Regions from separate parts of the Homo sapiens genome. Here regions 2 and 3 are each linked to region 1. The links are chromatin contacts, found by Hi-C or POLR2A ChIA-PET in ENCODE. All regions are on one chromosome and are shown on one strand. Each heading gives the region's core, a stretch centred on a gene start or an enhancer-like site at or near the end of the contact. The rest is flanking DNA. Distances are from core to core; before and after follow the strand shown. Region 1 overlaps TRPC4 (transient receptor potential cation channel subfamily C member 4). Region 2 overlaps TRPC4 (transient receptor potential cation channel subfamily C member 4). Region 3 overlaps TRPC4 (transient receptor potential cation channel subfamily C member 4).

What was found. A loop is a pair of places that touch in the nucleus more often than their neighbours do. ChIA-PET counts read pairs that join two places held with the same protein, here RNA polymerase II (POLR2A). Pooled maps may share reads with other maps.
Region 2: a map of endothelial cell of umbilical vein shows a loop between it and region 1 (7-fold over the local background). The contact joins two enhancer-like sites. A Hi-C loop is called at or near these places in 4 of 168 maps with a recorded cell type or tissue (IMR-90, PC-9, endothelial cell of hepatic sinusoid and 1 more) and 3 of 50 pooled maps. POLR2A ChIA-PET finds 5 or more read pairs at or near these places in 2 of 52 experiments (MCF 10A and endothelial cell of umbilical vein).
Region 3: a map of endothelial cell of umbilical vein shows a loop between it and region 1 (5-fold over the local background). The contact joins two enhancer-like sites. A Hi-C loop is called at or near these places in 1 of 168 maps with a recorded cell type or tissue (endothelial cell of umbilical vein) and 2 of 50 pooled maps.

The regions. Positions count from the first base shown.
Region 1 is chr13:37,700,686-37,704,782 of GRCh38, reverse strand. All of the region lies in intron 3 of TRPC4 (transient receptor potential cation channel subfamily C member 4), which reads left to right. Among named protein-coding and RNA genes, the nearest start is that of POSTN, 100 kb to the right of the region's middle. Within about 2 kb of position 2,627, at least 5 of the 41 ENCODE cell types and tissues checked have a DNase peak (open chromatin) inside an H3K27ac peak, as active enhancers do; they include IMR-90 and endothelial cell of umbilical vein, where a contact is called at or near this core.
Region 2 is chr13:37,655,174-37,659,633 of GRCh38, reverse strand. It overlaps TRPC4 (transient receptor potential cation channel subfamily C member 4), which reads left to right. Exons shown (of 11, transcript NM_016179.4): 7 at 4,351-4,460. Among named protein-coding and RNA genes, the nearest start is that of POSTN, 59 kb to the right of the region's middle. Within about 2 kb of position 2,898, at least 5 of the 41 ENCODE cell types and tissues checked have a DNase peak (open chromatin) inside an H3K27ac peak, as active enhancers do; they include IMR-90 and endothelial cell of umbilical vein, where a contact is called at or near this core.
Region 3 is chr13:37,744,957-37,749,197 of GRCh38, reverse strand. TRPC4 (transient receptor potential cation channel subfamily C member 4) reads left to right here. Exons shown (of 11, transcript NM_016179.4): 3 at 2,743-3,261. Among named protein-coding and RNA genes, the nearest start is that of TRPC4, 120 kb to the left of the region's middle. RefSeq lists a silencer at 1,612-1,906. Within about 2 kb of position 1,842, at least 3 of the 41 ENCODE cell types and tissues checked have a DNase peak (open chromatin) inside an H3K27ac peak, as active enhancers do; they include endothelial cell of umbilical vein, where a contact is called at or near this core.

The DNA.
Region 1 (4,097 bases), core at 1,378-3,877:
AGGAGATGAACACAAGAGAAAGTAAAGAGGCTGACTTGATAATATTGGCAACAAATTGGAGGTTGATAATCCTCAATGTGCTTTTCATACCAGCAAAATAGGAACAGACTTGTTTTATTTATTTATTTATTTATTTATTTTTACTTAGAGACAGAGTCTTGCTCTGTTGCCCAGGCTGGAGGGCAGTGGCACGATCTCACCTCACTGCAACCTCTGCCTCCTGGGTTCAAGCAATTTCTGGCTACTTTTTGTATTTTTAGTAGAGATGGGGTCTCACCATATTGGCCAGGCTGGTCTCAAACTCCTGACCTTAAGTGATCTGCCTGCCTTGGCTTCCCAAAGTGCTGGGATTACAGGCATGAGCCACCATGCTCAGCCAGACTTATTTTATAGCAACTTTATTGAAGGAAAATTGACATACAATTAACTGCCCATATTTAAAGTGAGTACTTTGGTAAGTTTTTGTAAAATGTATACACCTGTGAAAACATAAACAAATTAAGATAGAGAACACATCCATCACCATCACAGGTTACCTTCTGCTCTTTTATAATTCTTCCTTGCACCCTCCCCATTCCCCCGTAGGCAACTGTTGATCTGCTGCCTGTCACTAGATTAGTTTTTATTTTCTAGAGTTTATATAAATGGGATTATACAGTATGTGTTCTTTTTTTCCTTTGGCTTCTTTCATTCTGCATAATTTAAAAAATATTCAACCATGTGTGTATATCAATACAACAGTTCATTCCTTTTCATTGCTGACTAATCTTCCATTATATGAATATACCATATTTTGCTTATCCAGTCCTGGGTTGGTGGACATTTGGCTTGTTCCAGTTTGAGGCTATTACAAAAAAGCTACTATGATATTTGTAGTCAAGTGTTTTTATGTATATAAATTTTTATTTTCTATTTTCTTTTTTATTTTCTATTTTATTTTGGATAAATGCCTAGAGTAAGAATGGATGTATCATTGGTAGATGTATATTTAATTTAAAAACAAACCAAACCAAACTGCAAACTCTTTTTAAAAAGCTATTTATATTTTGTTGTTCAATGTATGAAAGTTTAAGTGTCTGCAAACATGTATCAACATATGTTTTAATTAGATATTTTTTTTAATTTTAGTCATTCTAATAGGTATGCAGTGATACTTCATTGTGACTTTGATTTGCATTTCCCTAATGTGCAACAGATGTTGGGCATCTTTTCATGTGTTTATTTGCCATCTATATATCTTTTGATGCTGTCTCTTCAAATTTTAGTCCCCATTTTTTATTTGAGTTTTTTGTTTCCTCATTATTATATTTGGTTAATTATACTTGGTCAGGGAGAAGGTGAGTTACAAAACACTGGTTTTTTTTGGTGGTAGGAACTCTCTAAATCTTAAATTATGCTATGAATGGATGGAGAAGAGTTCATGTTGCATCTAGGTAGACGTTGTACCACTTATCAACACAATAAACATAGATGGGTAAACAGTGTTATGGTCCAAAATGTTAATTAAATTGTGAACTTATTGAATTTTATGTACCTGTGTGGCTTTCAAGTGGCAATTTTCCTAAAGAGGAGCTATGTGGATAATTCAACCTTAGGAACGTGATGAAACCAAGCGCAACTATACTAGTCAAACTTTTTCTTATATTGGAGAGTCCTAGCACATACAACTACCACCTTTCAGATGCTTTCTCTCAGATAATCCTTATACATGTATTTTCTCCTGCATCCCTGGAATTCTTTACTAAGGGTACAGTGCTGGACTACATTAAAGCTTTATGACCCTTCTTTTTTCCAACCTTCAATTTTTTTTCATCCCATTGCATAAAAAGCCCTATCTTCACTAGATGACAACTATGTACTAGTTGCTTAATTCCTCTTTTGTCTAAGCAATGTAATGTTTTATTCCAGCTAAAATATGCAAGTCTTCAGAAAGCTCTTAGGAAGATTTAATTGTAACAGAAGACTGATATGGGAGATGGTTTTATATATATGACCTTTTTCAGACCTTCGAAAATCGCATTATGTATATAGCTGACTGCCTATGTGTAGGGTCCCCTCATTTCATAAGGTTATTGATATTTTTCTCTTCCTTGTTTCTTTTATTTATTGCCATTTATTATCAATCCTTGTGACAAAATAAGAAAATTTTAAAATATGATATAAGAGGTAGAGGAAAACTGTATAGTTGGAAGACAGGGATCTAATGCCACAATTCACCACTGTGATATTTCTTCAATTTTTCCAGAACATTAATTTAGGCTAACAATCATATTTAATAAAACAGTGTTATAAACAAAGTTATCTGGTTTTTAAAATTATTTATGATCTTGAAATATATTTGGAATATTTGAAATATCAATTTTTATGTAAACTATAGAGTCAAAAACTATATACTAGACAACTACTAGAAAATGAGTAACTATGGATGTTATGGTTTAAATTGTATCTGGCAAAAAGACATGCTAATGTCCAAACCCCAAGTGCCTGCCTCAGAACGTGACTTTATTTGGAAACAGATCATTGCACAATAAATTACTGAAGATGAGGTCATTCTGGAGTGGGACAGACTCTTACTCCAATATGACTGGTTATCTTATAAAAAGAGAGAAGATGATGTGAAATGAGGCATACAGGGAGAATGCCACGTGATGGCAGAGGCAGAGATTGGAATGACACAGCTGTCAGGCCAAGGAATGCCTTGAATTCACAGTCGCTTACCAGAAGGTTGCTAAAGTCAAGGAAAGATTCTACCCAGAGTCTCAGAGAAAGCATGGCGCTGCCAACACTCTGGTTTTAGAATTCACATTTTCAGAACTATGAGAAAAAAAAAATATGTTGTTTTAAGCCACCTAATTTATGGTACTTTTTATGGCAGCCCTTAGGAACTAACACAATGAGCAAATAAATTTTAACAAAATCTCAATACCATATGGAGATATAGTTTATGTATAAAACATTTCAATATCCACAATAATAGCAGTACCTTGGGTCAGAAAATAATCAGTGAAGTCCTTATTCATACGCAGATTCTTTGGGTTGCAGTTTGAGTTTCTTTGAACTATTGATGGTTATAGGTCTGTTTTCAGTGACTAATATGCTCACGTACAGTAGTTTGTTCCTTATTTTCAGGTCATCCTTCACCCTGCCTCATGATTTGTCCTTACTTACTGGGATGTGCATTTTCTCAGGAAGCTAGCATGAAGGGCCACAGAGACCAGGATGGGAACAAGCAACACTTGCACGTGTGGCAAGTGGAAATGCTGGAAATGACAATGATGACGGAGAGGAAATGATACATGCCTCATTTTTAGGAACATAACTTAGGCTGTTTAAAAAAAGAATGAGAGAGGGAAGCTGATTACTCAATAATCCTTGTAAAAAATAAAAGACCTAGATGAGAGAGATGGCAGAGGAGCTGGAGAGATGGTGCAGCCGGGGAGGAACATCCCAGATGTTTGATCAGCAGGAATCATTGACAATTAGATGAGCCAATAAAGAATAAAAAATAAAATTACGCCAAAGAATAATTTCCATTCAACAGATACTTTACTCTTTATTCCTGTCTGCTTTGTGAAAATGATATCAAAGACTGACAGAATTATAGGGAACTATAACTCTTTTTGTCCCTTTTTCTCTTTTTTGGCTCTTTTATGTGTTGTTTTTGTGCAGTTGCCAGCTCTGTTGCCATACAAGTTGGAGCAAATAGCACAACCTGAGAGGTCGGTGACTGTGTTGCCTCTGCTGTTTCCAAAACACATAACTTTTTCTCTGTATATTATAGACTAATTTAATTCCAACCTCAATTAACAGATCATTAAAAAACAGAGTATTATTATTGTTATCTTTTTTAAGCCCAGAAAATCTGTCAGCCAAGATAGTCAGCAGAGCTTTTGTCAGGGAGACAGAAAAGAGATTAGAGAGCATAAAAGGAAGTGATCTTATTCTCAACCTTAAGGCTACAGTTTAAAAATTCTGCTTATAGGACCTAACACATTTGAAACAAATATAACCCTTCACATATATTATTTATATGTATAAATTAGATGGGTAGAGAAACAACTCCATTCTGTGATATCAACTTTTGATTCTGGAAAGAA
Region 2 (4,460 bases), core at 1,649-4,148, 45 kb after region 1:
ACTAATATCTGAGGCTACCCTGTTTAAAGTGCCAAAATGGTTTCCCATTTCTTACAGGATACTGCCACATTCTTTAGCTTGACATTTTAGATCATTCATTGATCTGCTTGTCCCCTGCCTCCTGTCTTAGTCCATTTTTGTTGCAATGAAGAAATATCTGAGACTAGGTAATTTATAAAGAAAAGAGGTTTATTTGGTTTATGGTTCTGCACACTCTATAAGAAGCACAGCATCAACATCTGCTTCTGGTGAGGGCCTCAGGAAGCTTCCATTCATGGCAAAAGAGTGAAGGGAAGCAGGCATCACAGGGGGAAAGAGGAAGGAAGCGAGGGAGGGAGGTGCAGGGGTCCTTTCAACAATCAGCTCTTGTGAGAACTGATAGTGTGAGAACTCACTAATTACTCCTAGGATGACACTAAGCCTTTTGTGAGCAACCCACAATCCACCCTCATCACTCAAACACATCCCTCTAAGCCCCACTTTCAACATCAGGGATTACATTTCAACATGCTATTTGAAAGAGACGAACATCCTCTGTATCACTTCCTTTTCTTGTCTCATCTTTCAATCCCCCATTAACACTTTACTCTTCAATATTTCCTGATGGATTATAAATACAAATCCCCAAATACGTTATTTTCTTCTCTTATTCGAGAATGGCCTTATTCTGCCCTTCCATGTGGCAATTTTTTTTTCCAAATCCTACCTCAGATATACCTTTTGCAGGAGGCCTTTTCTGGTCTTCTCCCTGACTGAATGCCCAGTGTCAGGCTGTGATCCATGTCTTCTATGCATCTTCATGCCGTTTCCCACCAGTGAATACATACTTCCTCCTGCTCCTTTCCAGGTTATTTTCTCATTACCCTGAGAAGAACTACATGTTACCAAAAAACACAAAATATTTAGTTGTTGAAACTATTCTATGTGCAATTTTAAGCTATTAGCCCCTGGTAAGGTACTTTCTTATGAAGAGAGGGGCACAGGCTTTGTGACAGGTATTGTCTCATTAAGCAAAGCCCTTTTATATTTGTTGGAGCTGTATTCCTAATGGTTGTAACTGGCCAGTTGGAGTCATACATTATTTTAATATTTCATTTTTGCTTATAAACTAAAGATAAAATATTCAGATGAATTTTTTATTAATTTATGTTTGCTCATTGTTTTAGTCCCATGGGATAGAGGAAAATTTCAACAATGGAATACATTACTTTTTTACACGTTCAATTCTTCTGGCTGTAAATATATAATCAGGGAAACAAGCTAATTGTATAAAGCATATGTTGAGCAATATATTCAAAGCAAGAGATAAAATGCTATCATTAGGAAGGCAGGACCTAAGTCCACCCATACAGACTGTTAGGATTTAGTCTTCAACCCAAGTTTTATACTAAATGTCACTTAATTAAATTGTAGCATTATCTTGGAGAGTTTTCAGTTCATATCTTACCACAGAACAAGAAAAATATTAGTCACGTAAAGGCATTCTGAGATGTGATACTTTAAGTAATGATCCTTCAATGTATGGGCAATGTTGGTCTCAATAGATTTGGGAATTACTAATGACAAAAACATTTCTGAAAGCAGTGGCTTTGAAATGTTAACTTAGACTGATTTTTTAAAAATCCACCTGTTATCTGAACAATTCATTGAGAAACACTAAGGCCAGGGTCTTAATTCCTCTGAGAAATAAATATATTTTAGTTAAGTGGAACTAGTCTTTAAATCTCACCACTGACTTATTCCACTAAAAGAAGGAAAATAAAAGAAAGAAATAATCTATAAGTAATCATGAAATGTCACTTTATTTAGAATTTTCCCCTTTAAATTTTTTTAAACATCAATAAATATTTTGCAAAAGTATTTATTAATGTTTCCTAAAATTAGTAGTTACTATGTAGACAGGAGCAAATGTGTACTATTCAAAATAATAAGTGGTTTATTCTGCATCATTGTTTTTATTTGAAAAAGAACCTGTAATGGGGTTTATGTGGTAACATTTTACACTATATATTGTATAACTTATAATATTTAACTTACAACTTTCCTTAAATTGCTATTCATGTCAGGAAAACCAGCTGATTTTTATGTGTATACTCACAGTGAGAACATAAACTATTTGGAAAGAAAGAATACAATTCTTTCACATTAAATCCAAAGGACACTATGATTAATTTTAGAAGTTGTCTTTAAAGTTACTAAAAATAAAGAATTCATGGCCATGGGCCAAATTTACTTTTTCCTGAGAAATTTTCAAAGAGTAGCTTTAGTGGCCTTTGTCTAGGGCCAATGAGTCAGATTGAATTCTCTCTATTATTGTTGGAATCTGGCACCTGGGTTTTCCTCTAAGAATATGTGATCACCTCCTCGTAGAATGCACAGCATTCCATTTAAGAATCACAGTCTGGCTAAAGTTGATCAGATCAGTGCCCTTTCTCCTTCACAATAATCTGTTGTTCCGTCATTTTACAGGTCTAGAAAATAAATAGTTAAATTTTCTGTCTTAAAATTAGTTGCTCAATTAAAAATATGAAATTTTTTACCTTTTTAAAAAAGCAATTTCCATCCTGAATGCCAATTAGGCATATTTAGCTGGAATCTCCTGGTTATATGCACTAGAATTCACAGCTTATTTCAAGTAACAGGCATTTAGTTATAAAAAAACATGCAAAGAATTATAGCCCTTCAGTCTTCTGAGTAAGGGTTTATCTTTGCAAGGGCAGAACCTAGAGCAAGCCCCAGCTTTGGGAAGAGCCGGAGTTGACGTAGTGCTGGGCCATGGGATTGTTACTCTGTGTGTCAGCATTAAAATGAGTCAGCTACTTCATCCTTATTCCGAGTTTACTTATTGCCTGGCTTATTCATCCTCAATTCTCTGCTTCTTAGTTTGTGCTGTCTCAAACCTTTGGCATCCCGTCATTCCAGTGACTCTGACTCCACATCATAACCCCTGTCATCCCAACCCCTTTGGGCAATTATCTTGATATTTTTAAGGCAAACTTCTCTAGAGGGGAATTCTGATCTTTTTTGCCTTAATGCATGCCACAGGCCACTGGCCTTATATGAATTTTCTCTCCTTGGGTCACTTGACCATGATTGACTTAGTCCATGGAGGTATTGGGTGAGAAGCTCCAGAGTCTTACACAAGGACTACCTTTCCATAAAAGGGCATACAGGGGACAATGCCACTGGGGCTGGGAGTTGCCAGAAGCCATAATTGACTTGGTTCTGCAACACCATTCCAATCTAATGCTAATCTCCCAATAGACAGAAATCCTACCTCCTTAGTCATCATGCCGTGTATGAGAAGGTTTTCATTTTATTTTTGTAATTTAAATATAGTCTCATTTTAACGATTTACCAAGAAGTATGAAATCTCTATCATCGTTTTATTACACTATATTAATGTATTATTATGGTCCCTTTGAAACAAACAATTCTCCATTTGAGTTCAGATAGTCCTCAGCTTATTTCATTTTTTGGAGTAAGTTAAAGGGACATTATTTTCAATAAAATAGCCAGAGTTCATTCATTGGCTAGAATAAATAAAATGTTCCTTGAAATACCAAAAAAACCAAAAACCCATCAAATTTTATTACGTAAGCATTCTGAGACTCTTTACCATCTTACAAGATGCATTATGTCCAATTTTAGTTGTAAACATAGAAATCTGTAGTAATTATAATGTTCTCAATTCTCCTACAACCAAAGCAAAATCAGTAAAAGAGCAAACTTTTTAAAGCCTAAAATTTGGGATCTATCATTTATTAGTGATGACTTAGTGCCCTAGGACAGAGATTGACAAATGTTCTATGAAAAGGAGCAGATAGTAAATATTTTAGGTTTTCTGAGCCATATGTTCTCTGCTATAACTACTTTCTTCTGCCATTGTAGCACAAAAGAAGCTATAGAAAATGCATAAATGAATGAGAATGGATGTGTTTCAATAAAATTTTATTTATGGATATAGAGATGTGAATTTTACATAATTTTCATGTCATAAAATATCACTCTTTTGATTTTTTTCCCAACCATTTTAGAAAGTGAAAACCATTCTTAACTCAGTACCCATGCCACATTTGCCTCTCTCTGCCCTAGGAAACTAAATTTAGCTTTCAAAGCTCTTGGGAAATTTAAGTACACCATTTCTACTAGTTTGAGGAAAACAGTTTTATTTCACTCTTTTTATCGTTTAATTTTATAATTGTCCTAAAAGGTTATTTTACTGTTGATATTAATGTTTAAGTTAATTATATATATATATATATATAATCATGCCAAGCTTTATTGTTTTATCCCATGTATAATGATTCCATTAATATAGCTATTAGTATCATTTTATCTTTATTACAGGTTATTTGAGACACTGCAGTCCCTGTTTTGGTCAATATTTGGGCTCATCAATTTATATGTGACCAATGTCAAAGCACAGCATGAATTTACTGAGTTTGTTGGTGCCACCA
Region 3 (4,241 bases), core at 593-3,092, 45 kb before region 1:
CTCAAGAAACTTATAATCGTGGCAGAAGGCAAAATGGAAGCAAGGCACATCTTACATGGCAGCAGGAGAGAGAGAGAGCAAGAAAGGGGAAGTGCCAGACACTTATCAAACAGCCAGATATTGTGAGAACTCTCTATTACAAGAACAGCATGGGAGAAACCATCCCCATGATCCAGTCGCTGCTCACCAACTATATCCCTGTATACATGAGGAGTACAATTCAAGATGAGATTTGGGTGAGGACACAAAGCCAAACCATATCATTACTGACCAACCAATTGACCATTCAACAAACCAGTGCAATGGTTTATTGAGTATTAAAACTCAAACAGCAGATTTATTCTTGGTATATTCTCACATATTTTAATAAACTTACTGTATCTCTCTTTAATACTTTTACACTGTTATTTTTTGAAAAAAATGTATGCTATTCAGTATGGATATACTATACTTATTTTTAAAATAAAATTTTCTGCAATATTCTACAAAGATATATTTTATGGTTAATGAATTTGAAATTCTTAATGAGATTTGGGTGGAGACATAAAGCCAAGCCATATCATTACTGACCAATCAATTGACCATTCAACAAACCAATGCAATGGTTTATTGAGTATTAAAACTCAAACAGCAGATTTATTCTTGGTATATTCTCACATATTTTAATAAACTTACTATATCTCTCTTTAATACTTTCACACTGTTATTTTTTTGAAAAAAAATGTATGCCATTCTGTATGGATATATTATACTTATTTTTAAAATAAAATTTTCTGCAATATTCTATAAAGATATATTTTATGGTTAATAAATTTGAAATTCTTAACAGCTTAAAAAGCATAGAAATCCAAGATGAAATTGTACTGAATCCAGAAATTGCCTTCAAATTACATGTCACTTAAACATACATCTAATATAGGAAATTATTTAGTTACATTGTTTTGTCTTCCCTCATTGTCTGCCACAGAAAACACTAAAAGTACAGTAGTCTCCTCATATCCAAGGTTTTGCTTTCATCAGTTTCAGTTACCAATGCTTAACTGTGGTCCAAAAACATTAAATTGAAAATTCCAGAAATAATACATAAGTTGTAAATTTTGCACCATTCTGAACAGCACGATGAAATCTCACGTTGTCCCACTCCATCTCACCTGGGACGTAAATTCTCACTTTGTCAGGCAAATGCACACTGAAACCATTTCCCAAACCTTAGTCACTTAAGAGCCATCTTGGTTATCAGATTTACTGACACGAGATTGCAGTACTTGTGACCAAGGAAACTTTATTTACCTTCACAGTGGCCTCAAAGTGCACAAAAGTAAAACACTATCTTAACAGGCAGTGTGGTCACCCTAGTACTCATAAGCACATTTCAAAAAGTGTTTATTACCATCTTCACTATTAAATAATTGCATACCTCTGTAAAGGATATTTTAAATCGATAATTTCATTCCTATTATCTTTAGTGTTTCTCATGAAACCAATGGATATCCTATATGGCCAGATGACTTTAAAATGTGTGTAATTGTCCACATATAAAAATGTACCTATATTTAAAAGTAGCATTAATGAAGTGTCATCATGAGTGTCGTTTTTCTCCATATGGTTTTCCTCTGATCCTTTTGTGGTTTCCTTCATTTTTCCAGCAGCATATTTCAATGTGACGTGAGTCATCATTTTTTTTTGCCATGCCTGTTTAACTGCCCTTATGTAGCATTAACTTTTCATAAATGCCTCTATGGCTTTGTGCCAGCAAAAATAAATAAACTAAAAGTGCTAAAGCAACATAGTGCAGTGCAATTCACTCAGGGTTGGGTGTCAGACAGGTGAACCTGTGTTTATTATATAAGGTCTTTAAAGTATGTGGAAATTGCAGATCAGATTGTAGACCTTCCACTTACTCACTGAGGAACTACATCCATAAAATGTGAATAATAAAGGGTGAGGGTTAATGTACCTGGCAGATGCTTACTAAATGGCGGCTATTATTATTTTCATCATTACCATCCCTAGAGTATAACCCAAAGGAAATCGTGCATAAACACATTGGTGACCTGATTCAGTGGAATTCACACTGCTGACTCGACTCAATGCTTGCTTATTTCTAATAAAACAGTAATGCTAGTTATGGAGCACCTCTTGTCATCTGGAAAATATACCAGAAAAGCACAGATGAAAAGAGGAAGCATGAGGCCAGCCCACTTATTTTTGCTGCCACATTTAGTCACTAGGCTGAATGATAGGAAAGCAGAAGCTAAAACACAGTAAAAACAAACAAAAGACAAAACCTAATTGAGGAATTAAAGGACTTCTACTGCAGAGAAAGAGCTTGGGTTTAAAACAAATCATTAGCTGTTTTTGAGTGTATTTCTTGATTATTTTGGACCTCAACATCTCTGAGAAAGCAAAGAAAATAGTGTCAGCTGGAAAATAAGTTGGGCTTATTTAAAAGAAATAAAGACATTCATCAAGTAAAGAGTTTCCATAACCACCTATTTTAAGATGCTGTAAAATGTCATAATTCAGATTAAAAAAAGAATAATGCATCATATTGGAAAGTTTTTTTTTCCAATTTTGTCTGGTCTTTTTGTAGGGGAAAAGACCATATCTCTCCTACAAAAAAAAAAAAACCCGGCCAAGGACATATAAACCCTGTTCCATATTGCTATAGCATGGTGTATGAAATTCACAGACTTGAACAAAAGAATAAATATTCATCACCTCTGCCTTTTTTTTTTTTAGGTGCCTCCTATACTCCTTGATAAGCAGTTCTCTGAATTCACTCCAGACATTACACCAATCATTTTGGCAGCCCATACAAATAATTATGAGATAATAAAACTCTTGGTTCAGAAAGGAGTCTCAGTGCCTCGACCCCACGAGGTCCGCTGTAACTGTGTGGAATGCGTGTCCAGTTCAGATGTGGACAGCCTCCGTCACTCACGCTCCAGACTCAACATCTACAAGGCCTTGGCCAGTCCCTCTCTCATTGCACTGTCAAGCGAAGATCCTTTTCTCACAGCCTTTCAGTTAAGTTGGGAACTTCAGGAACTGAGCAAGGTGGAAAATGAATTCAAGTCGGAGTATGAAGAGCTGTCACGGCAGTGCAAACAATTTGCTAAGGACCTACTGGATCAGACGAGAAGTTCCAGAGAACTGGAAATCATTCTTAATTACCGAGATGACAATAGTCTCATAGAAGAACAAAGTGGAAATGATCTTGCAAGACTAAAATTGGCCATTAAGTACCGTCAAAAAGAGGTGAGTGTTGCCAGACTTGATCCATCAAAATGCCATAGAGTTTAATCACAGTGAAGCAAACTGCTACTCACAAAATTAGTTTTGGGTTTTAGAGCATTTTCTATTCAGCTGTAAGTGGATGACATTTATTGTCTACCGGATTAATAATTATGAATCACATTGAAGAGTGGTAATAAATGGTTTAATAATTGATGTTTTTGGCCTCTGTCTTAAAATGTACACATTGACTGTGGTATAATGGAAAAACTAATGAATTTTAGTATGTCCAGACTGAGATTTCTGGCTCTGCTATTTATAAGTCTTGTAACTTTAGGGGGTCACAGATAGATTTCCTTAAGCTTCAGTATTCTCACCTGCTGAATGGATTTAATATTTGAAATTATATATATATATATATACGTATATATACATATATACGTATATATATACATATATACGTATATATAAGTGTGTGTGTGTGTGTATATATATATATATATATATATATATATATATATATACGCATATATATATATAAATAATCAGCCTTCTGTATCTGCAGGTTCCGCATCCTTGGATTCAACCAAATGTGGATGGAAAATGCAGCATTCATAGGATGTGGAACATTCAGATATGGAAGGCTGATTTTTTCCTATCCATGGGTCCCGTAGGGCCAACTGCTGCAGGGCTAGAGCAGCCATGGATTTTGGTATCCACATGAGGTCCTGGAACCAATCCCCCACAGATGCTTGGGGACAACTGTATATATAGACAACATTTTCCTCACAGGTTTTTAGGAAGTGTAAAATATGTGGATGTGTGAAGACTCTTAGTAAATTATATGGTATTGTTTTATTTATATCAGTAAATACTTATTATAAAGTGTTAATAAAATAAAAGACTTTAGTACAATAGCAGATGTAAGTACTAAAACTTTTCTCATATCTTGCTCATTTTTTTGATTTGTCAGGAATAAGAAACCAAGTAAGTTCATCGCAAGG